Linked DNA regions of Homo sapiens: region 1 is linked to region 2. Evidence: read pairs that join two places in POLR2A ChIA-PET (ENCODE). Cell type or tissue: Caco-2. All regions are shown on one strand. Links, peaks and the distances in the headings refer to the core of each region. The heading gives the core; the rest is flanking DNA.

Region 1 (8,333 bases), core at 170-8,169, 340 kb after region 2:
CATATATTGAGAACTTGTGAGATGCTTCCATATATTGAGAACTTGTGGCTGAGCGCAGTGGCTCACGCCTGTAATCCCGGCACTTTGGGAGGTCCAGGCAGGCAGATCATGAGGTCAGGAGTTCAAGACCAGCCTGGCAAACATGGCGAAACCCCATCTCTACTAAAAATACAAAAATTAGCCGGGCATGGTGGTGGGTCCCTGTAATCCCAGCTACTCGGGAGGCTGAGGCAGGAGAATCACTTGAACCAGGAGGTTGAGGTTGCTGTGAGCTGAGATCACGCCATTGCCCTCCAGCCTGGGCAACAGAGCAAGACTCCGTCTCAACAAAAAAAAATTGAATTGGGGCTGGGTGTGGTGGGTCATACCTGTAATCTCAGCACTTTAGAAGGCTAAGGCAGGAGGATTGCTTCAGTCCAGGAGTTTGAGACGAGCCTGGGCAACATAGTGAGACCCCCAATCTCTACGAAAGATTAAAAATTAGACTGGATGCAGTGGCTCACACCTGTAATCTCAGCACTTTGGGGGGCCAAGGCAGGAGGATAGCTTGAGCCTAGGAGTTTGAGACCAGCCTGGGTAACATAGTGAGACCCTGTCTCTATTTAAAAAAAATTTTTTTAATTAATAAAAAATAAAATAAAAATTAGGTGGGCATGGTGGCACATGTCTGTAGTCCCAGCTACTCCAGAGGCTGAAGTAGGAGTATTCCTTGAGTCCAAGAAATCAAGACTGCAATGAATCGTGATCATGCCACTGCACTCCACCCTGGGTGACAGAGTGAGACCCTGTCTTAAAAAAAAAAAAAAGAAAAAAGAAATGGGATGGGAGAGGGATCAAGAAGGAAGTCATTATTTCATAGTTTTAGGCAATAGACAATGGAAAACCAGTAGGGGAAGAAATTGACCCTGCAGAGGAGAGGAGTGAGGCTTGCTAGAGTGATGTCCTGAAGTCATTGAGAGTGGGTGGAAGTGGGTGCACATGTAGCATGAGGCGGGCTTAGATGGGTGCACTGGCAGTTCACTCATTGTCAAAACAGGGAGGGCAGGGTACATCGTGGACACCTCTGTTGGGGGAACATGTGGACATTCTCTTCTGACCGCTTCCCATTCCTTCCTGCTTTGTCTGTATGTTGTCATGCTGCTGTTTGCATCAACTTTAAGATGCATCTTTTTCATATTTTAACGTCAACATGGTGAAACTGGAATAAATCTTAAAATCAATGGAATGTCAGGCTGGGTGTGGTGGCTCACACCTGTAATCTGAGCACTTTGGGAGGCAGAGGTGGGTGAATCACGAAGTCAGGAGATCGAGACCATCCTGGCTAACATGGTGAAACCCCGTCTCTACTAAAAATACAAAAAATTAGCCAGGCGTGGTGGCGGGCGCCTGTAGTCCCAGCTACTTGGGAGACTGAGGCAGGAGAATGGTGTGAACCTGGGAGGCGGAGCTTGCAGTGAGCCGAGATCGCACCACTGCATTCCAGCCTGGGCGGCAGAGTGAGACTCCGTCTCAAAAACAAAAAACAAAACAAAACAAAACAAAACAAAAAAATCAATGGAATGTCTAAGTGTTGGTATTTATTTCTTCCAGGTGCTACATACAATGCAGAAGGCTTTTTGTCAAAGGTAACTTGGATATAGTGAACCGTGGAATGTTGTTACTTTGGCTCCAACTAGAGCCCTCTGTTGCAGCGGGCAAAGTGGGGTCCTGCAGATGCTGTTCACTTTGACAGTTGGGAAGAGAAGCCAACATCTTTATAATAGTAACAAACTTTGGGCTAGGGCTCTCTCTTTATTACACATACATTCACCCCAAGCCTCTGCAGACAGCTCCCAGGTGTCTGGGGAGGCCAGAGAGGGGAGGCCGGCCCTCTGCCCACCAGCTCTCCCAAGAGTGTGGGACACCCTCTGCCCACTCTCACAAGAGTGTGGGAGACCAAGGACAAGGCGATACTTGGCCCACACCTGAAACTGGACAGAAACTCCTGACTCAGAGGCCAAGCCTTCGGCCAAGTCAATAAGAGCTGGGCCCCTGTGTGGTGAACACATCCTGTGTGGTGACGACAAGGAGAAGTCCAAGGGTCTGAGAATGGGAGCAGTGTCACGGCATTGCTGGTGGGGTTACTTCTCCAGCATTGTCGACTGTTAGTAGGTGTGACTTTTTACTTCTTGGATGCGTGGGAATGACTTTTTACTTCCTGGAGGCGTGAGGATGGAGCTCAGACCCTTTTCTGTGGTCTGAATCTGGGAATGGTTCGGGAGGTTCCCTTTGTCCATTTGTTCATAAGACAAATAGTTGGGTACTTACCACACGCTGTGCTAAGCACTGGATACGCAATTATAAGCAAACCCAGACCGAGCCTCTGCTCTCAGAGCTTTTATCTAGTCATGGAGATGCATTAATGAAATAATAACAGTAAAAGGTTTCTTTTTTTTTTTTTTTGAGACGGATTGTCACTCTTATTGCCCAATCTGGAGTGCAATGGCCCGATCTTGGCTCACTGCAACCTCCGCCTCCCGGGTTCAAGCGATCCTCCTGCCTCAGCCTCCCAAGTAGCTGGGACTACAGGCATGTGCCACCACGACCGGCTAATTTTGTATTCTTAGTAGAGATGGGGTTTCTCCATGTTGGTCAGGCTGGTCTCGAACTCCAGACCTCAGCTAATCTGCCCACCTCGGCCTCCCAAAGGGCTGGGATTACAGGCGTGAGCCACCACACCTGGCCACAATAATAGGTTTTAAAAACCTACTTTAATGAAACTGTGTGCCAGACCCTGTTTTAGGCACCCTACAAATATTAACTCCTGTTATTAGTATAATAATCTAAGAACTGCTAGATGCAGTGGCTCACTCCTGTAATCCCAGCACTTTGGGAGGCTGAGGCGGGTGGATTACCTGAGGTCAGGAGTTCAAGACCAGCCTGGGCAACATGGTGAAACCCCATCTCTACTAAAAATACAAAAATTAGCTGGGCGCGGTGGCATGTGCCTGTAATCCCAGTTACTTGGGAGGCTGAGGCAGGAGAATCGCTTGAGCCTGGGAGGTGGAGGTTGCAGTTAACCAAGATTATGCCATTGCACTCCAGCCTGGGTGACAGAGCAAGACTCTGTCTCAAAATAAAGAAAAAAAAAAAAAAACCTAAGAACTAGGTATGATTAATATCAACCCTGATTTACAGATAAAAAAAACTGAGGCACAGAGAGGCAAATTTGCCCAAGGTCACACAGCTCATAAACAATGGAGTTGAGATTCCAACCCAAGCAGTTTTGCCCAGGAGTCCCAGCTCTTAGCCAGTGTGGCTAAGTTGCCTTTGTTATTCTGTCCAACTCAGTTATTCTGATATAAAACTCCCTTTGAGGATGGAAATGACTGTCAATGGAAAAAAAAAACAACAAAAGCTTTTAAAGATTTAAAGTTAGTTTTATTCAGAAGTCTTACTGAGGGCTATAGACCAAGGCCTGTAGCCCAGGAGCAGTTCTATGAGACTGCTGGGGCACAGTATCTCAGCCCATGGCCCATATACAGGCGGTGGGGGTTCAATATGTTCAAAGTCACATGAGACTTGCTCAGAAGTTGCATTCAAGCAGAATCACATTGACGTTTCGGTGTAAGAGCACAACTGGTTATAGATTACAGAGGCATCATCACTGACCTTGTCAGAGGTTATCTTATGTGTAGGCAAAGACAAACACTGCGGTCATTTATCTTTTAAGGAATATAGTGACTCAGGCAAGAGATGTCCTGTTTTGTCTTCTAAGCATCTTTCCAGAGAGCTGTGTGTAGACACAGAGTCAGGAGCTTCGAGAAATTAAGCAAGCAGAAATGAGCAAACATGACTTCTTAACATTTGCTACTTTGTCTCATATGACTCACCAAGGAAGAAGGGATTTTAGCATCTGACAAGCCAGCTGTAGCTTTGAAGACTGTTTAGGGAGCCTGCTGGGCACTGAGTAATAAGCAATTTGCATCGCACTTCTGTAGTATCTTGCATCTTGGTTTCTCTTCCCATCCTCCTCTTCATAGCTCCCTCCTCTTTTGGCTCATCCACCGCTAACTTAGTCTTTGATGCTTTTACTTTGACCCCCAGGACTTTCCTGTTGGAGTGAGCAGGTCGGTTTTCTTTGAGCTGTGCAGCAGCAGTCTCCTTGGCTAAACTCAATCCAGCACAGGACCACTCCCAAGAAAGGAGCTGCTCAATATGGGCAGAGAGGTGGGGAGTGATGGGGGGTAGAGACTGAAAATCAGATGTTAAGAATAGAAGCAGGCCGGGTGCGGTGGCTCAAGCCTGTAATCCCAGCACTTTGGGAGGCCGAGGCGGGCGGATCACGAGGTCGGGAGATCGAGATCATCCTGGCTAACACGGCGAAACCCCGTCTCTACTAAAAATACAAAAAAATTAGCCGGGCGTGGTGGCGGGCGCCTGTAGTCCCAGCTACTCTGGAGGCTGAGGCAGGAGAATGGCGTGAACCCGGGAGGCGGAGCTTGCAGTGAGCCGAGATCGCACCACTGCACTTCAGCCTGGGCGATAGAGCAAGGCTCTGTCTCAAAAAAAAAAAAAAAAAAAAAAAAAAAAAAAAAAAAAAAAAGGAAAAGAAAAGAATAGAAGCATTAGCTGGGTGTTGTGGTGCATACCTCAAGGTTGAGGTGGGGGATTCACTTGAGTCCAGGATTTTGAGGCTGCAGTGGACTATAACATGCCACTATACTCTATTAAAAATAAAAAATAACAATTAAAAAAAAAAAGAATAGGAGTAGCTCTAGACCAAGGTTGTGTATCCTGGCCAATGAAATAGAGTCTTTACACAACCTGTCTTTTCCACAGGCTAAGTTCAGTGGGCCCCGAGCTATTCAAAACTCAACACTTTTGCAATAAAAATAAAAGTTCCTTTAGTACCTTCCACGTTACCAAGCCCATTTAGAGTTCTGATCTCCTTTGGCTTCAACAACAACCCTGGGAGGTATTCCTGGGAGAACACAGAGGTCTCCCAGTCTTCAAAGCTACACACTTCACTTGTCAGACACTAAAATTCCTCACTCTTTGGTGAGTCATTTGCATTTCTAAAGTGAGTTTCCTTTCAGAATAGCTGGGCTGAAATGTGGTTGTAAGTGACTGGGCATTAGAGCTGGCAGAACACAACAGAGACTGTATGCACTTTCAACTCCAGACTCTTCCACGACCTCTTTCTACCTCTCAGACGAGGTAGTGCCTGGCTGCAATTTTTCAAGAACCAAAACTTGAATGACTGCCATCATTAGGCTCTAAAGTCAAAAATTGGCCTGAATTCTCCCCCCAAAGAAATAAGCACCTAATATTTTTCTTCGTATGCTGAAAATTCAGGGAAGCTCTGATAACACAACCATTTAGCGTTACATGCAAGAAATGCTTCCACTTAAGGTCAAGAGTTTGGCATCTGCTTCCTGAAGCCCCTTCTGAATCATGTTATTTCTAACAAGAAGATATGAATTGTCTATATTTCATAAGATATAGTGAAGATTAAGTGAGAGTTGTTAGTCCATTCATTGTGTTCCCCATACCTGTTAAAATTTTTTCCTTCCAAAATTATTATGCTCTCTGTATTAGACCAATTATAGAAGCAGCTGAGGACTTGAGAAGTATTGTAAATAGAACAAATTTTGGCTTTAGCTGGGAAAGGAACAGAGATTCAGTCCCTTCTTATTGAGTCCAGAATTGGTGGTGGATCTGGATTCAGGAAATCAGGCAGATGTTGGAGCCATTTCACTCCCTGCCCCCACCCCTGGCCCAGCATACACAGCAAAGCTCCAAAGACCCAGGGTGCGTTCTGCAGGCAGTTCCTTCATATGCTAATGAACAGTTACAAAAGCTGAACAGCAGGACCAAACTGGTTTCTGTGGGCCCAAGCAGCTGGGAATTACTGCCCTACCCTTCTTCCCAGAGATTTCACAGACCCTCCTTCTTCCACATTCCCACCAGCTGTCCTTAAATTGCCAGGAACCCACCTGTTTTAACTCATCTCTCTCGGCCTGTGTGGCCCTCAGTTATCTTTCTTATCATATCCCGACACTCTGAGTTCTACAAGCCCCTCTGCCTCTGCTTCCTCTCCTTACCACCCCTTCTCACAGGCCTTTGTCTTTCCTTCAGGTGCCCCAGGGATTCCAGGCAAACAACAGCGTCTGACCAGCCCCATCAGTACTAAGCACTCTTGAGGGGGTCCCAGTGGCAGAGCCCATAGCCCGTTAGCCTTTTGAATATTCACAATGTTCTTAGAAGGCAGGTAACATATCCCCATTTTATAAGAGAAAACAGGGCCAGGCGCGGTGGTTCATGGCTGTAATCCTAGCGCTTTGGGAGGCCGAGGCAGGTGGATTGCCTGAGCTCAGGAGTTCGAGACCAGCCTGGGCAATATGGTGAAACCCCATCTCTACTAAAAAAAAGAAAAAAAAATTATCCGGGCGTCGTGGTGCATGCCTGTAATCCTGGCTACTAAGGAGGCTGAGGCAGGAGAATCGCTTGAACCCAGGAGGCAGAGGTTGCAGTGAGCCGAGATCACGCCATTGCACTCCAGCGTGGGTGACAGAGTGAGACTCTGTCTCAAAAACAAAAAACAAAAAAAAAAGAAAAAACAGGCACCCAAAGAAATGAAGTAACTTAATCAGGATCATAAGTGACAAGAGCCAGCATTCAATCCAGTCGGACGCTGCCCAAGCCCTTCCTCCTAATCACAACAACTACCTTCTAGAGGCAGGAGACATTTCTAATTGGTGGAGGGATGAGGCAACTCTGAAGTCTGAAGGAAAACAGCATCCGTGAGAGAACCAAGATGCAGAACCAGTTGGTGGAATCCACAGATCTGGCCCTGCTGGGTCACAGGTTCTCACCCTAGTTTCCCTCCCTGCCTAAATCTTGCTGAGGCTTGTCCTTGATGCTAACTACATGTAGCTTTCACACGCAGGATTGAGAGCATGCACTGGTCTCAATTCCTCCTTTGACATCCATGCCTGGTTTTCGTAGGTGCATCTGTCTCACGTACCTGGAGTCATTGTGTTAAACTCTAAGATCCTGGGCTTTTAGGAAGTGGCTCTGATCTTTGTCTCTCTCACCCTGATGTTTTATGAGGATGATGGCCTAACAGGGTCCTGCCAGGTTGCAGAGGGAAGACCTTTAAACAAGATGACTTGTTTAAATACTATATGGTTGGCCGGGCGCAGTGGCTCACGCCTGTAATCCCAGCACTTTGGGAGGGCGGGTGGATCACTTGAGGTCAGGAGTTCAAGACCAGCCTGGCCAACATGGTGAAACTCTGTCTCTACTAAAAATACAAAGCCCCTGTGGTCCCAGCTAGTTGGGAGGCTGAGGCACAAGAATTGCTTGAACCTGGGAGGTGGAGGTTGCAGTGAGCTGAGATCACACCACTGTACTCCAGCCTGAGCAACAGAGCAAGACCCTGTCTCAAAAAAAATAAAAAATAAAAAAAACAATATGGTATATTTAAGATTGGCTATTATAATATGCTCTTCACTGTGGTTAGTAACAGCAATAATAATAATCACCTGCATTTGTGTCATGCTTTTATGGTTTCCAAAGAACTTTTATGCACATTTTCTTTTTTTAATTTTCATTATATTTTTAATTCTGTAATAGATACTAAGTCTCAGACTATTTCTTCTTCATTTAATTTAGCAATAACTTAATCAGACTAGGAAGAAATATTTCAAGGGATAGGTGGATTTGCTTAATAAAAAATTATGTTTATTTTAAAAGCTCTCAGTGATTATTATCAAACCGTACAGTAGTCCGAGACTGCAGAAACAAATGTATGCGTCACAATATGTTTATCTCTGTGTTACCAAAACAATAAAAACATGAAATAATCTGGATATTTTACAAGAGTAAATTAAAATCTATTGAGAAGATGAAATATTCTGCTGCAATTGAAAATGGTGCTATGGAAGAATAAGCATTTGGGGAAATGTTCACTTTGTTGTTGAGTGGGGAAAACCAAGTCACAAAAAAGGAATGCAAATATCAATCTGATTTTTTATTATTTGTTTATGTTGGGATAAAGTCTCGCTCTGTTGCCCAGGCTGGAGTAAAGTGGTGTGATCACAGCTCACTACAGCCTTGAGCTCCTGGGCTCAAGTGATCTTCCCACCTCAGCCTCTTGAGTAGCTGGGATTACAGGCGCGTGCCGCCACTCCGGCTAAGTTTTGTATTTTTAGTAGAGACAAGGTTTCATCGTGTTGGTCAGGCTGGCCTTGAACTCCTAACCTGGTGATACGCCAGCCTCGGCCTCCCAAAGTGCTAGGATTACAGGCGTGAGCCACCACGCCCGGCCCATTTATTCTTAACTCTAC
Region 2 (8,333 bases), core at 165-8,164:
GCCACTCAAATGTTTGTTGAACAAATGAGTGAATTTTAATACAAAGTGTATGGTGGCCTTGGTGTCTCTGTGTGAAGGTAGCAGGTAGAGAATAGGGGAAATTAAACAGCGACCATGTCAACTCCTTATTGAATTAGGTAGATTTTGGGCTATTTTTACATTGGATTTTGTACGTGTTCTTTGGGAAATGGACTCCTAAAGGACCCTTTCATTTCTAATTTATACTTCTATTTCAAAATACTCTCTAACAACTTGCTTTCATTCTGCTCCTTGAATCTGTGAATAAGCCTTATTGTGTAATTTTCATAGAATGCAATTGCTTTGAACTGTCATCTGATGCTGCAAGTGGTATTTTGTGAGTTGCTAATACATCAGAAAGCTGTGTTCTTCACAATGTCCTCATGTTTTTTGTGGTTCACGGCAGCAAGTAAAGATGAACTGTGGAGGTTGCAGTTAATCAAGTTACTTTAAAATGAAAAGAATTTTGAAGCCACTTAAATGACCTGCTTCTTGGGCTTGGCAGTGACAAGTCCCTTCCTGGGCCCACTTAGATTTAACAGCAGGAGGTACTGGGCAAAGAATAAGGGCTGCAATGTTGACAGACCTTAGTTCCGGCCCTGGCTTTACCATTGACCCAGCAAATAGCTGTGGGCAGTCCCTTTCCCTTGCTTGACTTTGGTTTCCTCATTTATAGGAAAGAGATAATGCCTATCTCTGAGGGTGATCATGAGAACCACAGAACCACACAGTAACATATGGAAACGTCCTTTATAGGCAGTAAAGCCACATCTTAAGTGAATTATTTTATTAGCTCCATGATGGATCTTTAAATGACAGTGTTATTATCCATGCCAGTGGTTCTTATCAAAAGCCACTACTTAGTAAATATTGAGTAATGCAGAAATATTTGCAGGCAGTCTCTGTGGCCCAGAAGGACTTGCTTTTGCTGTTAAGATTTTCTCAAATTCCCTAACCTTCCTAGACTTACAATTTGACAGTAGATTATGAAAGGTGTTCTCTCCCATTCAAGGAAGGTGAGGCCAAAGTGTGTGTAGTTAGAAAGTCAGTGGGCCAGGCAGAAGGTCAGAAGGCAAGGAATGGGTATGTACAAGGAAGTCCCATGAGGGTACACATTTTTTATACTTATTACCCTGTGTCTGGTGCTTTGACTCACATGTGGCACATAGAACCTACGAATTGAACATTAGTTGAGTAAAGTCCACAGAATGGTGCTATCTTTGCTCCATTAATGATCATACTCTTATTGAGTGTAAATAAATAAAATTACCTCACAGAGATATTTTGGAGCCCTTTGGGAGCCTTTCCCGATAAGATATTTTATTTTTTCATCATATATTTTTACAGAGCATGCAGCCTGTGCAGGGAGGTGTGCTGGGCACCATGAGGACACAAATACGTCTTCTAGGAGTTTACTGTTAACCAAAGCAGGATAGGAGGGCATTTTGAGCTGAGACAATCAGGAAGACTTTGGGAAGAAAAGTGCCCACTGGGTCAAGCCTGGAAGATAGGTAGGATCCCACTAGATGGGGTCAATATGTTGCAATTGCAATTTAAAGCTTTGTGGGTGTGTATTTTAATTCACACATTAAGTAAAATCTCTTATTTGGACAGGATGATAACAGAGTTTGGGAGCCCCTCAGCAGCTGTCCTGGGCTGGTACAATATTGCATGGTTTGTGGAGGCAGTTGTGGGCAGAGGCCGAGGGACGGGGTTCTGCTGGGGCTTCTGTCTTCTGCTGGGGGGTTAGTTGAGGCCGGAAGGGTGCAGCAGCATAGGAAAGATGGGGAGAGCACCGCCTTTTTAATGTGACTCCAGTGCCCACTCTTCCAAGTTGGGGATGGTGTGACAAGCACATGGGCTCCCACTAGGAGTTTTATTTTGGATCCAAACCTTACTGTTTCTGAAGTACTTACTATAAAATGAAAATATCCTGTCAGAAATGGGAAAGTCTTTAAGCTGAAATTAAAAAGAGAAACTGGAAATCATGAGGTATCTTGGGGATTAACTGTTCAGAACAGTAGAGATGGAGGATTAGGTGATGGTATGTGAGTGTGGCAGGTATCATTTAAGAAAACACAGGGAAAGAAATATAACTTTTTTTTTGAGACAGAGTCTCATACTGTCACCTAGGCTGGAGTGCAGTGGTGCCATCTCAGCTCACTGCAACCTCCGCCTCCTGGGTTGAAGCGATTCTCCTGCCTGAGCCTCCTGAGTAGCTGGGATTACAGCTGGGATTACCACCGCGCCTGGCTAATTTTTGTATTTTTAGTAGAGATGGGATTTCACCATGTTGCCCAGGCTAGTCTGGAACTCCTGACTCAGTAATCTGCCTGCCTCGACCTCCCAAAGTGCTGGGATTACAGGCGTGAGCCACCGTGCCTGGCCTAAAAATTATAATTTTTAAAGTCTATTCATTATGGAGTAATGATGAGCTCACTTAGTGAGGATTCACTGGAAGGTAGTTTTTCTGTACGCGCAGAGTGCTATCTATGTGCAAGGAGCCCTGACAAATTGGCAGGAGACATGAAGATGATCAAAAGCTTCCTCTAAGGATCCCCTAGTTTGGAGAGACAGACAGACTGATTTACAGTGGGGGGCTTTTCTGATGAGTGATGTAATAAAAATGTGAACTAAAGTGCCAAGGAGAGCCAATGGATTTAGATTCAGAGATCCATGGAATTTTGCCTGAGATGATGTGAAAGGCACCACCTGCAGAAGGTGGGAGAATGGCTTTCCAGGCAGAGAGAAGGGTGGAGCAGAAGCACTCAGCGTTGGAGGGAGTGGTGTGGTCCTGGAACACGGTGCTGCCTGGGAGCTCTGGCTAAAGTGTGGGCTTCCTGGATGTGGGGAGATGCAAAGTGCTCTAGAACTTGTTCTGTAGGAAATAGGGGAGCCATCAAAAGTTTTGAGAGGGGAAGTAATAAGGAAGACGCTTCTGTTGGCCATGGGGAGAATGAGTGGAAAAGGGGTAGTGGCTGAGTGACTAGACCTGTTCTGAGAGTTTTATGGGAGAGACATTAAGACCTGGACTCTCGCAATGGAGGTGCAGAGGAAGATTGAGAGCTTCTGTACTTTTCTGAAATGTGAGAGCTCAGTTTTAAAGTTTAGATTGGACTGAGTTTATTAAAGAAAAAGAAAATGTTTTTGACACATGTCAATCTTTGTTGACACCCGTTGGTATCAATGCTGTGGGGTGAGGTCTCCATGTTCAAGGAATGGAGCCACAATGGAAAATTGGGAGTGGTAGGAAGGGGGATGGGACAAGGATGAGGACATCCATGGAAGCTCCTGCCCGTTTGCACACTGCTTTTTTTTTTTTTTTTTTTTTTTCCCTGAGACTGAGTCTAACTCTATCGCCCAGGGTGGAGTACAGTGGCACAATCTTGGCTCACTGCAACCTCCACCTCCCAGGTTCAAGTGATTCTCCTGATTCTCTTGCCTCAGCCTCCCAAGTAGCTGGGACTACAGGTGCCCCCCACCACACCTGGCTAATTTTTTGTATTTTTAGTAGAGATGGGGTTTCACCGTGTTAGCCAGGATGGTCTGGATCTCCTGACCTTGTGATCCGCCCACCTCAGCCTTCCAAAGTGCTGGGATTACAGGCGTGAGCCGCCGCACCTGGCCTTGATTCACTTGTTAGAAATAATACTGTAAAAATAAAAAAACTAGCCAAGTGTGGTGGCGTGTGCCTGTAGTCCCAGCTACTTGGGAGGCTGAGGTGAGAAGATTGCTTGAGCCCAGGAGGCTGAGGTTGCAGTAAGTCATGATGGCACCACTGCACTCCAGCCTGGGTGACAGTGCCAGTTCCTGTCTCAAAAAAAAAAAAAATAAAAATAAAGGAAAAGAAATGATATTGTAAAATCCAAAGGCAAATTTCTCTCTCTGCCTGGTGTTTCAATACTCCTGTCTCTGAATGTTAAATGTTCAGCTGCATATGATTTTTTTCTGATTGATTGTCTCAGGTGTTTAATGAAGACTGCCTTTGTAAATCACATGTTGTTATCCTCTATTTCTAGCTATTGTGGACGATGAAAGGCTCTCTGCAGAGGAGATGGATGAGAGGAGGCGGCAGAACATTGCTTATGAATATCTGTGCCACTTAGAGGAAGCCAAAAGGTAAGATCCAGACTTAGTCTATTTGTGCACCATCTCTTGGAGATAAGCTTTGTGATAAGGGCGTGGGATTTGATGACCAGAGGGTTCTGAAATGGGCCAGCAATTCTAAAGAGTTGTCGTAGTTGGAGATGGCCAGGGAGAGATTCTTGCCTGCACTCAGTGATTTAGATTTGGCCAAACCTCCCATGCCAGGAGGCCAGTGGGCTAGGGGATGACCCCTCCACACTCTGCTCCACTCCTGAGTCACAGCTGGGTGCACATCACACTCCTGTGCATATGCTACATAGTTCTAATAACTCATTTGCAGTCTTGTTGGCAGCAGGATAATGGGAGAAGAAGCATCTATTTCTTGCAAATGGTTGGGCAGAGTTGAGAAAAAGTTGATGCCACAGCCAAAGTTGAGGCACTAGGAGGAAGGCAACTATTCATTTCCCTGCCTCGGAGCCTCCCAGGAAATCACGGGGCCAACTGCAGATTGTTTCAAATTCTTCATCTCACTGGCTTGGATGTAGAGGAGCAACAATGACTTAAATCAACTTCCTTTTTCCGCAGAGCTTCCTTGGGTCTTTTCCCCACTCGCAGCCCAATGATGATAAATGCCCAGCAGGACAGTGGCATATCAGACTGAAGTCCATCAGTCCCTAAGTAGGTTTATGACAGCAATCTCCTCTTTAAACCGTGGGTGTGTGGCCACTTAGGGTATATTGTCTCTAAAATCACATTGACTCTTTTAGGCTTTTTAGATTAAATAAATGTTGCGTTCTCCAAGGAGAAAGTGAAGATAAAGAGTCCTAAGTGCAAATACTTTCCTCATGAGAGGAATTGAGAGAACTTTATCCTTTGTGGGGTGAATACTACAGAGTTCATATACCATGAGTTAGAGTTTGATTGAATGCTTTATGCCAGGGTGGAGCGACAGTATTGTTCCCTGGACAAAGATATGTTCCAGCCCTCTTAGCTATATAGAAATAAATACTTGGTTAAATGGTCACTGGTGTTAATTATCTCTGATCACTGATGAATGGCTATCTACAGAACTAGAATGATGAGGTTTTTAATCAGTATTTTGGTGACACATGCCCTAATTTGACATCAAAATTGCTTTCAAGGGGTTTCTCAGAGTTGTTTAATATTTTAGTAGTGTCACGTAACTTTCTTTAGGCTCTAAAAACCAAGTTTTAAAGATTGTTTAACATGTCTGTGAAGTCTACAGTTAGGTTGCAGGATGCTAGCGATTCACTATCAGTCTAAGATCATTAAAAACATGCTTTTAGTCAAGTTGTCGCAAAAAAGTTAGATAAGGAGATTGATTCATAGGCATTAGAAAGAAGTGGTCCCAACCACTCCTGAGGCTAAGGTGGGAGGATCACTTGAGCCTGGGAGGTGGAGGCTGCAGTGAGCTGAGATCGGGCTGCTGCACTCCAGCCTGGGTGGCAGAGTGAGACGCTGTCTTTAAAAAAAAAAAAAAAAAAAAGGAAAAGAAAGAAAGAAAAAGAAAAGAAAAAATATACTTTCAGTGAATAAGTTCAAGGAGATAGTAGAAAAACTTACTTTTCTATTGATACTCACTTTACATTTTGTTTTTGCCTCCTGTTTTTAACAAGTGGGAAGGGGTGTCATGTAGAGGAAAATGATATGTGATTGGGAGTTGGTTTGCCTAACTTCCTGGTCCCAGCTCCACCACTTACACAAGCAGCTTGACCTTCCACAGACCATTTTACCTGTGGGAAGTTCAATTTGTCCCCTCTGTAAATGAGACAATCAAGATGATGTTACTTATTGCCCTACTTATTCATGGATTCAAGGATTTTTAAAAAATCATTTAAAGAAGGTGAAAGTATTCTGTAAGCTATAGTGCCAGTCAGGTTTATGGTGATAACATAAGCAAAGTTTTCTCCTCAGTATATTGAAATGGTATAAATGTAGCTTGAAAGCTTGTCATCTTCTCTAGTATTTTTGAAATTCTGTAGTTGAATTTTGTTTCAGAAAGTCAGCATAATGATTATTTCAGATTCTTTGAGGAAAACTTTCCTTGGAATAGTTTCATGAAAATAATTATCAAAATGTACAATTTTTCCTCTAAGATGGCTTTTCATAAATTTATTTGATGAGTATATTAGATGTAGTATATATTTATGAATCTTTTATTAAGACACAAATACTTTTTTTCTTTTTTCTTTTTCTTTTTTTTTTTCTGAGATGGAGTCTCACTCTGTCGCCCAGGCTAGACTGCAGTGGCGGGATCTCAGCTCACTGCAACCTCTGCCTCCTGGGTTCAAGTGATTCTCCTGCCTCAGCCTCCCAAGCAGCTGAGATTACAGGCGCTCACCACTACACCTGGCTAATTTTTGTATTTTTAGTAGAGATGGAGTTTCACCATGTTAGCCAGGCTGGTCTCGAACTCCTGACCTCAAGTGATCCGCCCACCTCGGCTCCCAAAGTGCTGGGATGACAGGCGTGAGCCACTCACTGTACTCGGCCAAGACACAAATACTTTGAAAGAAGCTGATTTTTGGTCATGGATTATATAAAAATTTGTGGCTACTACTAGACATATAGTTGTGCTGATTTAAGAAAGCATAGTGCACAGAAAACTCATGGTCTTGAATGCAAGAAATACAGGAAAGGGTGAATTTGTCTTTCTTGAAAAGATGAGAGGATTTATTGCATGATTCTTTTAAAGTATTAGTACCTTTGGAATTTGTGATATTGGGTTTATTATAATGCACATATGTGTGTTCACATGAATGGAGTTGACTTAGAATATTGAGTTTCTACTAAATTGTATGCTTGTACTGTATATATTCATCTAGGAAGTGTTTCTTGTTTCTGATTTCAGTTGAAATGACTTTATTGCATTTTAATTAAAAATGTATTGGTTCTGTCTTTGCACCTGTTTTTCTTTCTGGAGGTGAGAATTGGAAGGTATCTAGTTTGTATATCCTGTAACTTAAGATTTTTACAAATTGAGAATTATAATATTCCAGTATATCTTTTATTTTGGTTTTATTAATTTCAAAATTCTATAATAAATCAGGCCATTGAAAAGTTCTTTATTCAGAGGGGACATCACTACCAACATTACAGAAATACAAAGGATTATAAAGGAATACTATGAACAATTACATGCCAATGAAAACTTAGAGGAAATTGACAAATTCCTAGAATGACAAGCTACTAAAACTGACTCAATAAGAGACTTAAACATCTGAAAAAAACTAATATAAACAGAATGAGACTTATAATAAGTGAAGAGCCTGACTTAGAAATCAGAAAACTTCCCACAAACCCAGATAACTTCACAGTAGAATTCTGCCAAATGTTTAAAGAAGAATTAAGAGCAGTCCTTGCAAACTCTTCCAAAAAATACGAAAAGAGAAAACATTTTCCAATTCATTCTTCTGAGGCCTACATTACCCTAATACCAAAACCAGATAGCCATCTCAAGAAAACTAAAGACCAATATCTCTTATGAATACAAATGCAAAAATCCTTAGCAAAATACTAGCAAATCAAATCCAGCAACATATAAAATATATTTAATACCATCAAGTGAGATTTATCCTAGGAAGCAAGCTTGGTTTAAGACCTGAAAGTCAATATCATAGACCATATTAATGGAAGAAAGGACAGAAGCCATATGATCATCTCAATATATGCAGGAGAAGCATTTGGTAAAATCCAGCCCCCTTTCTTGACTTAAAACGTTCAACAAACTAGGAATAGAAGAGAATTTCAACCTGATAAAGGACATCTATGAAAAACCTACAAGTAACACCATACTCAGTGGTGAAATACAGGAATAAGGATGTTTTTTCTTACCACTTCTGTTTAACATTGTACTGGAGATTTTAGCCAGGCAGTTAGGCAAGAAAAATAAGCAAAAGGCATCCAGGTTAGAAAGGAAGACGTGAAACTATTTCTAAGGGATGTTTTCTGGTTTATAGAAAATCCATAGGAATCTACTAAAAAACAGAACAGAAGAAAACACTAAGAAAACCCCACCACAATGAGTCCATCATGGTTGTAGGATACTAGGGGAGTGTGTAAAAATGGCATTTCTTGACACGAGCAATAAGCAATCTGAAAATGAAATTAAGAAAGCAATTCACTATATGATAGCATTAAAAACAATAAAATTCTTAGGAATAAAATTAACAAAAGAAGTACAAGAATTGAACACTGAAAACTACAAC

What was found. Peaks named below come from ENCODE experiments on the same cell type or tissue, not always from the same donor. Only the 100,000 strongest peaks of a DNase experiment are listed, where the experiment ranks them.
Region 1: POLR2A ChIA-PET joins it to region 2 with 14 read pairs; 2 of 35 experiments call an interaction of 5 or more read pairs at or near these places.

The regions. Positions count from the first base shown.
Region 1 is chr5:76,802,442-76,810,774 of GRCh38, forward strand. No RefSeq gene overlaps it. Among named protein-coding and RNA genes, the nearest start is that of F2RL1, 12 kb to the right of the region's middle. RefSeq lists enhancers at 1,294-2,493, 3,097-3,680, 3,681-4,262, 5,427-6,010. In Caco-2, for the core only: no CTCF peak of the experiment used is centred there; DNase peaks (open chromatin) are centred at 2,020, 3,710 and 5,799; H3K4me3 peaks cover 216 bases.
Region 2 is chr5:76,457,533-76,465,865 of GRCh38, forward strand. IQGAP2 (IQ motif containing GTPase activating protein 2) reads left to right here. Exons shown (of 36, transcript NM_006633.5): 2 at 4,038-4,137. Among named protein-coding and RNA genes, the nearest start is that of IQGAP2, 58 kb to the left of the region's middle. In Caco-2, for the core only: no CTCF peak of the experiment used is centred there; a DNase peak (open chromatin) is centred at 622.